2 separate regions of the Mus musculus genome follow, and region 2 is linked to region 1. The links are chromatin loops, found by intact Hi-C in ENCODE. Cell type or tissue: heart. All regions are shown on one strand. Each heading gives the region's core, and the rest is flanking DNA. Links, peaks and the distances in the headings are about the cores only. Region 1 overlaps Dnajc1 (DnaJ heat shock protein family (Hsp40) member C1). Region 2 has its middle 140 kb from the start of H2al2a.

The links. Hi-C counts contacts between places; a loop is a spot of excess contacts. Peaks named below come from ENCODE experiments on the same cell type or tissue, not always from the same donor. Only the 100,000 strongest peaks of a DNase experiment are listed, where the experiment ranks them.
Region 2: a loop joins it to region 1, with 4 times the contacts of the local background. A loop is called at or near these places in 3 of 42 quality-filtered maps.

The regions. Positions count from the first base shown.
Region 1 is chr2:18,341,548-18,345,951 of GRCm38, forward strand. All of the region lies in intron 1 of Dnajc1 (DnaJ heat shock protein family (Hsp40) member C1), which reads right to left. Among named protein-coding and RNA genes, the nearest start is that of Dnajc1, 49 kb to the right of the region's middle. In heart, for the core only: a CTCF peak has its summit at 2,212 (motif pointing left); no DNase peak of the experiment used is centred there.
Region 2 is chr2:17,854,976-17,859,379 of GRCm38, forward strand. No RefSeq gene overlaps it. Among named protein-coding and RNA genes, the nearest start is that of H2al2a, 140 kb to the right of the region's middle. In heart, for the core only: no CTCF peak of the experiment used is centred there; no DNase peak of the experiment used is centred there; H3K27ac peaks cover 914 bases.

The DNA of each region.
Region 1 (4,404 bases), core at 139-4,138:
ATTTTGTATCCTACATTTTTACTGTTCAGTATTTCTTTTAAACATCATTTTCCTGAGAAGTGTAAAACTTGGATAGTTCTTTTCTACTGAGTTACTTTTTATCTGGACACCAATATCATTTTCAGTAAACTGAAAAGGAATGCTCTAAATTTAACAGAAATTTTTAGTCAATAAGAACGCTTCTTTAAGGATGTACCTAACCAAGCTTTAAATACTGGAGGTGAAAGTATATAATATAATTATACAGGCAAAAAAAAAAGCAGAAATGTAACCCAGTGACATAAATGACAACAAAACAACTTTTCCTCCAGCAAATAAGAATTCTAAACTCTATGTGGCTGTTGAAAACAACCACTTTATGCCTTGCTTTTACCCTTTAGAAGCTTCACAGGTACAATGAGCCTGGGAAGAACCCATCCCTTTCACGGAGAAGTCCTGCCATAGAAATGCACATTGTCAGTTTCCTTTAGGCCAGTGTGATTCTTCAAGTTACAATTTAACTTGCAACTTAGCCATAATTAATTTATATGACTTTGTTTTTATTAGTAACCATACTTCTATTTGTTGACTCCCATTTAGAAAACGTTATAGCAGCTGTTGGTGTTTCCCTATCCTGAGAAAATGAGCATACCTTTTAAAGTTCACTTCATTAGATGATTAAAAGCTGATTCAACGCAATTATCTTAAGCTCAATGGTGTCAAAAATAAAAATTTGAGATGTTTCTAAAGTGTTTTCTTAATAAAGTCTGAAAGACTAGACAAGAAATGTAAATCAGTCGATTGCATTTTGAGTAACCTGTTACTCTTACAGAAACTAACAACCAAATAATTTAATTTCTATGGCTCTGTACACAACCTGAAAGTAATTTGTAGGATATTTAATTGCAAAAGAGAAAATCAATTGTTCTGACATTATTTATGAAATGTAATTATTGAAAGTTACTGTTGTTTCAGTGAGCCTTTAGTCTAAAATATTTTATAAGAAAATAAAATATGTAAAAAATCACAGCAAACCAATTATCATGCATTTACTATGAATTCCCAGTGACATATTATCATTCACCATAAAAACACCCGAACTACTGAAAGTCAATTCTAAACCATGTACTATCTGAGGCTTTCCTTAATATTTTATAAAGCCAAATAGGATGTATTCACTTAGATGTACAGTGATACACCAAAAGAAAGGTCCTGTTTCATCTTTAAAAAAAAATAAACACTAAAATTATTGTGAAAATGATGACCACCTTTCAGTATGTAGTGAGAATTTACTTAAAAAAAACTCAATTATTTTTATATTAACAAGCTTTTTCTCGTTGATAAAGAATTCAATACTATGCATATTTATTATTTTAAACCAGACTCTAGTCTGAACAGAGACACATATATATGCATATATTATATATCCACAAACCATATATGATAACTCATAAAATGAGCTCGTATATGAAGTTAGTAGATTATATTATTAAAGTTAAAATGTTCAAACTGGATAGAGCTTCATAAACCAAATCATCTATAATCTTAATTTCTATCAAATGATCAGATGGTTTTAATTATAGAACAATGTAAATATGTATATATGAGTGTATGTATGTATGTGGCCAATACTCTACCAAAATTGAAATGCAAAGACCTGTTAACTGAAATGTGAAAAGATAATAGCAATACCAATTAAAAACATTAATTTCATTTTAAACATTTGATTTTTTAAACACTTGATTCTTATTAAAATCTTTTACTAACTTATTAGATATGCACGGTCATTTTAATACTAGGTATAAGCATACTACTAGCACTTTTATATACTTTTTCCAATAAATATCAATGGCAATAATATAGACATCTAAGACACTTAAGTAGCCATTTTTCAAATTACTAGTGGGTTTGTTGAATTAATTTCACATGACATTAATTCATTCTTAAATATGATTTTTTAAAAGTCTACTTTGGATTGTATATTAGTAAAATAATGTAAAGCACACATGTGAAAGGCGAGCACACTTTCTCTTAGGAAGTACTGAAGCTCCATCTAGAGGCTCTCCTCCTGCCACAGTCATTTGCAATATAAGTAGTATCACCTAGAAATGTGAAGAACATCGAAATGTCAGGGATTTCCTTTGTACAGATCCTTTTGTTATTCATAATGAGTTCTTGCCCTAACCTTCTCAGGGTGGCTCTAGCTCCATCACTGCCATCAAGTGGTAAAAAACTAAAACTGAACCTAAAGACAGAAGGAAGAAAGCAGACAGAAGAGAACTGTGCCCTCTTACCACTCATCACTCTCAGTAGTGCATGAGTTCACCCTTTTCTCCTATGTCATTTTCTATATCAACTTTGGGGGAAACACAGTCATGTTGTTATCTCAAAAAGAATAGCATTTTTTCTTTTTTCTTTGCTTTTTTCCTTTTTTTGTTTTATTGTTGTTTTTTCAATACAGGGTTCCTCTGTGTATTTCTGCTGCCCTAGAACTCACTCTGTAGACCTAGCTGCCCTCAGACTCAGAGATCTGCCTGCCTCTGCCTCTGTTTCTGTCTCCTGAGCACTGAGAATAAAGGCATATGCCCAGTTTGCACCTGGCTTTTATATCTAAAGCTTTGGTTAAAGATTTTTAAGTTTGCAAATGCAAAATAAAAACTACTTTGAGGGGCTGGTGAGATGGCTCAGCAGGTAAGAGCACTGACTGCTCTTCCAAAGGTCCTGAGTTCAAATCCCAGCAACCACATAGTGGCTCACAACCATCCGTAATAAGATATGACACCCTCTTCTGGTCTGTCTGAAGACAGCTACAGTGCACTTACATATAATAATAAATAAAATTTTAAAAAAACTACTTTGAATAAAATCTACTTATAGAATTTCATGTTTTTTACTTAACTGACAGGGATAATAGGAAGAAAATAAAGAATTGTTTAAGATTAATAGGTTTATACAATGGCAGTTAGTAAGAGAATAAATATTCTTCTATCACCTATATAAAACCTAGGGTTTAATAAAGTAGATACTGCCCAGTTTTATAAATTGTACCCTTGAACTGTACTTTCAACAATGGTTCCCCAAAATGTTATCAACAGTCTGAATGAGAAAAACAAAATTAGTAATTTCTTGAGAAGACAACAACAAAAAGCAGCAGGAAATTCAAATAAAATTAAAATCCCCTTTATGATACATATTTTCTTAATTAAATAATGGGAGCTAGGGCTTTACTGAACCCAGAAAAAAAAAAAGCTAAATGAAATAATGACAGTTTAGGGTGTACTGCTATGAAGTACAAACTATGACATAATTATAAAACTTTATCCAAGACTCTATATAAAATACTTGTATGAAGGTAAAGTTAACTCAGTCTTAAAATGTTTAGTATGCCCCAAATTGCTAACATATATTTAAAGGTTATTCTTTTTAATTTATATATTTATAAAAACTTTACAATGTTCTAATTTTATTCTTTTAGTGAGATTTTAATTTTTCCTGAGAAGCCTGATTTTAAATTTCAGAGATATTGAAAACTCTGTAATTTGATTATAGGTATAGATTTACTTATTGAACTAACAACTTAAGAGCAGCCAACATCCCTACTATAGGCCAAGGTCTATCCCACATGGTTCATATGTAGAATTTCAAATAAACCTCTCAACCTTCTTCAAAACAAGCACAACTATCATTCTATTGATTCAAAATCAAAACAAACAGGCCAACCCGAGGCATACAGGGTTAGTAATGACTCACAGTCACAGAGTAAGTACTCTGATAGGCAGCCTAGGCCACCTGCACTAGTAAGGACTTTTACACAAGACCAGTTTTCTCCATCTATGCACTACTGACATTTTGGATAGATAAGTCTGTATAAAAGTTGTTCTGTGTACTGTAGGATGTTTAGCAGCATTCTTAATCTCTACCAACAGATGCCAAGAGTGAGGGCTCAATGCCAGCTCTCCTTCTTTCCACTGGGATAACAAAAATGTCTCCATATCAGTGTCTCCATTGTTAAATGTCCCAGGTAGGGAAAATAAGATTAATAGAGATTTAATTTATAACATTGAATATCCACTGCTGAACAATGAAATTTTAAATTAGTCGCTGCTACTGTGTTTGTATTTTTATTAGGATTACATTCATCATTTTTGGAATCTAAGTTCTTTGTGTTTAGTGGGAGGTCTCTTCCTCCAGCCTGCACTTAGACCAACTTATAGATGTACAATGCTGTTGCTGATGTACAATTTAAAATTTTGACGTATGTAGCTTTAATCTTTTGTAACAAAAACTAATAACACTGGTTTAAGTGCTGACCTGACATGCTATTTTGTAAGGTTTGGATGTAAATAATAGAGGTCAGCTGTTTATACATGTGTGAGACATAGCTTCTTCCACTGCCAGTTATTTTTACCTTGAGGTAGTTCCTAT
Region 2 (4,404 bases), core at 107-4,106, 490 kb before region 1:
CTAGGAGATGAAGCAGGAAAAGCCCCGGAAGCTCCTGAACCAGCCAGCCTGGCAGATAACACAGCAGATAAGCCTGGCATACACAGCAGATAACAAGAGACCTAACATCTGATATCTGAGGTTCTCTTCTGACCCCGAGCACACTGGGGCTCATTCTCACCTGCGTTTATACAAAGCATCATAAGGGATACAAGTGTGTCTTTCTAAAAGGGAGAATAAAAAATTTCAAGATAAGCTAGTCCACTTCATGAATATCTAAGCCCTTTATTACAATGATATTACAGATACTATCAGAGCTAAGTAAAACATTAATGCACTTAGTAACGAAATAGTTCCCTGACTTGTGAATTGTTACATTCGGAGTAACACACTTAGTACCAACTCTCTACTCAGACAAGCTGGTCCCCACCCCACATAAGTGCTCCCACTGTCCTGGGTCTGAATTTTGAACTTGTCACCCTAGCCTGTTCCTCTGACCGCATTCCACACAGCTCCAGTGACTCCCAGCTCTTTGTAGCTCATTCTTCCCCCTTCTGCTTTCCCCCTTCTCTAGGCTCGACCCTCTGATTATCTTCCTAGCAGCGGCCTTGGCCTGCTCTCCATCTATACCAGAATGAAAGAGTGTTCTTAGTCACTGATTTCACTCTGTTCTGTTCTGGAACAGTCTAATAGGTTAGACATGCCTGCAATGTGAACAGCATATTTGGTTCTCATCACTTGGAATAGAAAACAGTTGTCATTTCATGAATCTGTTTATCTTTGATGGTTTCATAACATTCTTTGTACCCGGAGCTGGTCATGGAAAATAACTAACATTCTCCATTTGGGGGCATGGCTGAGCCAATGAAACGCTACCGATATTTTAATAAGTCCCTGTTGGTGCTGGATATGAAAAGAGCTGCCACATTAAAGAAGATATCGCTTGCTATTGCGTATGCACATGTCACCACCGGACTGAACTGACCTTGTCTATCCGTGGCTTCCAATAGACAAAGTCTAAACCACAGCCAGAGAAGTAGAGAGAGTGATTACATGGGAGATGAAAGTCCGATCTTTGTTCACTCTAGGGTAAAGACAGAGACAGCAGTAACAGCAAGTGTGACCAAGATATGGTGAAGGGGAGACAGGGGACTGCAGATTAAAGGGGTAATCACAGGGTCAGGTTCCAAGAGGTGAAGCCGAGAGTCTGCCACGCCTTGCCCCGAAAGACCAGCAGCAAACACAAAAGCCACAGTGCCTGAAGCTCATAAAGAGAAGAAGGGGTGAGGCAGTGCATCTTCAATCCCTGACACCAGAGGCTGAGTCAGGAGGATCCAAATTTCAGGGCAGCCTGGAAGGTTTTTGCAAAATCCTATCTCAAAATAGAATTCTCATAAAGGGCAGGGGCTGGGGCTAGAAAGAAGGCCCAGGAGTTAAAAGCACTTCTTGCTTTTCCAGAGGACCTGAAGTTAGTCCTTAGCACACATCAAGAGTCTCACAGCCGCCAGATCCCATCTTCTGGCATCCATAGGCACCTACGTGCACACCAATGGTATACACTCACACAGAAAATACACATGCATATAAATAATGAAAATAATAAACAGTTTTTAAAGGGGGCTGAGGATGTATCTGAGTACTAGAGCCCCCTCCAAAGGTCCTGGGTCCAAAGTTTAGTGTTGGAGGTAAGGTAGAGGGAGAGGAAAAGAAAGAACATGAAGGTTGGGCATGGTGGCGCACGCCTTTAATCCCAGCACTCAGGAGGCAGAGGCAGGCGGATTTCTGAGTTCGAGGCCAGCCTGGTCTACAAAGTGAGTTTCAGGACAGCCAGGGCTGTTTCTCTGTATTCAGAGAAACCCTGTCTCGAAAAAGAAAGAAAGAAAGAAAGGAAGAAAGGAAGGAAGGAAGGAAGGAAGGAAGGAAGAAAGAAAGAAAGAAAGAAAGAAAGAAAGAAAGAAAGAAAGAAAGAAAGAAAGAAAGAAAGAAAGAAAGAAAGAAAGAAAGGAAGAACATGAAGAAGTCAAGGGCGACGATCTAGGAAGTTATGAGGGTGGTGGCTAAGGGCCTTGGTTAATGGACCAGTGAGGAAGCTCAGGGGCTAAGGGTGCTTGTCGCCAAGCCTCACTACCTGTAGGAGTCACCCCTAGAACCCATGTGAAGGTGAAGGAGAGAACCAGCTTCCAAGCGCTGTACTCTAACCTCCTCCACATGTAAGCACACAGGAAACAATTCAGCTTCAGTCAGCACTCAGACCATATGCTCATACCATGTACGCCCGATGTGAATGATGCTGGACTACCCATGACTCTCTGAGTCCTGATTTCCTTGTCAGGAGACAGAAAAGCAGATCGGGCAGTACGGGGGGGGGGGGGGGTTGGGGGGGGTTGGCGGGGGGGGGGTTGGCGGGGGGGGGGGGAGTGAAATATGGGAACCACAGAAAGCACTCCTGTGGATGGTGAGAAGCAATACAGACTGCTTAGCCAAGGACCTAGTACCAAGAAACCATTAAACAAATGGCAGTCAATATGAGGCCAGTAATCAAGGGCTGAAGTAATAGCAAGATATGAAAGTAATTGCTGTGTGAATTCCTCCTGTGTGTGTGTGTGTGTGTTTTTACTTTGTTTCATTTATTATTACATGTGCGGTGTGGTGAAAGGTTGTACATGCCTCAGCATGTGTGTGGAGGTCAGAGAACAACTTGTGAACATGAACTCCTAGGAAATGAACAAGTTAGCCTAGTAACCTAGTGTGCCATGAACTCCTAGGAAATGAACAAGTTAGCCTAGTAACCTAGTGTGCCAATGAATGGCTGACTTAGGAGTAATAAAGGACTGAGTCTCAGTCAAACGTGTGACACCACATCATACGCAGGTGGCCAAGGGCTCCAATAAGATCACCAGCCATCTCCTTGGCTTTACCTCCCGGACCATGTTTCTATGTTCTGTGCAGAAATACCTTCTGAACACAGTGCAGGAGGAAGCTCTCTGAGCCTGTCTTGGTTATGTGATGCTCAACTCTGAAATCACAAACACAAGGCCAATGAAGCGCTACAGAGCGAGATTCATTGTGGTTCCGTCTTTTAACACACCAGTCTGAAGCTGGACGCGAGACTGCCTAGAAGACTGACAGCTAATTGAAGCTCATTCCTTCAAGTAACTGGGCTGTGTGCTGTGTCAGTTCAAAGACCACGAAATGCCTGTGTCTTCAAGGTGGCTTTCTGGAATTGCTCTTGGGAATCCTGTCTTTGGTGCACAGAAGCGCTTAGCCACTATATAAAACTGTGGAAAACACGATGCCCAGGTCTTTGTCCCTTAGCCGTGCCCTGTTTCCCTTTGGATTGGTACAGCCACTGTACCAGCCTGAGTAACTGGTGTGTTAATCTTACGGAAAGTGTGCCGGTTAAACGGAAGCTCACTTTTCCTCTTTGCTCTGACCTTTTGGGAAGTCAGAACTAAATCGGGATGCCTCCAAGCAACAAGGCAGTCCGTTTTGTTAATACAATTCACTAAAAATAGATTCTGCCTAGTGTGACCTCAATATTCCGAGTCTAGTAGACCAGACCGAGGGCCAGGATACAACAGCCCACTAACAAATCCAGCCAGCTGCCTGTTTACTGCCCCATTAAAACACTCTGGAGCATTTAACAAAAGAGCAGACACGGACAGAAACCATATGGGCCCCCCAAACCAAACAACTTTCTGTTTTGTTTTTGTGTTGCTGTTGTTGTTTTCAGATAGGATCTCATAGCCCAAGCTGGCCTGGAACTCACTGTAGCCAGTCTGATCGTCACATTTTCAAGGCTCTTGCCTCCTCTTGAAGGCAGGGAATAGGCCTGCATTGCCAGAACCAGTATATCTGGCCCTGTACATATTTACTTACCCCAGTTCTACACTTTTCTTCTAACTGTTGTCTGTGTTTTGAAAGCAATCTAATCCCACTTTGAAGATAAACAATCTAATTTTAGATTGTCAATTTTAAAGAGAGGAGAGGCTTCTAACTCTGTGTGACACGCATGCATACACACACACACACACACACACACACACACACACACGTGCGCTCGAAGTCACACACACACACAGGACTCCTATCCTTCTCAGAATGAGTTTCAAGACAGCCAGGGCTTCAAAGAGAAACCTTGTCTTGAAAAACCATTTAAAAAAAAAAAGTTGTTTTCCTTAATAGAATTTGTTTAAAATGCACCAATTCCTACTAACCGCTAAAAGAAGAAATGCTAGCAAAGTGAAGAAAGGTGCTGTAGGAGAGGCAAGGCTAGGATGCCTTGGAGGCCACTTGTGACAGTTCCTACTCAACACCAAACTCGCCATGGCAATTGGATCATCACCATGACAGTAATAAAAAATAAAAGCCTTCCCTGCTTTTGTAATGAAACACACATGCAGATGATAATTGCTGTTACACGCT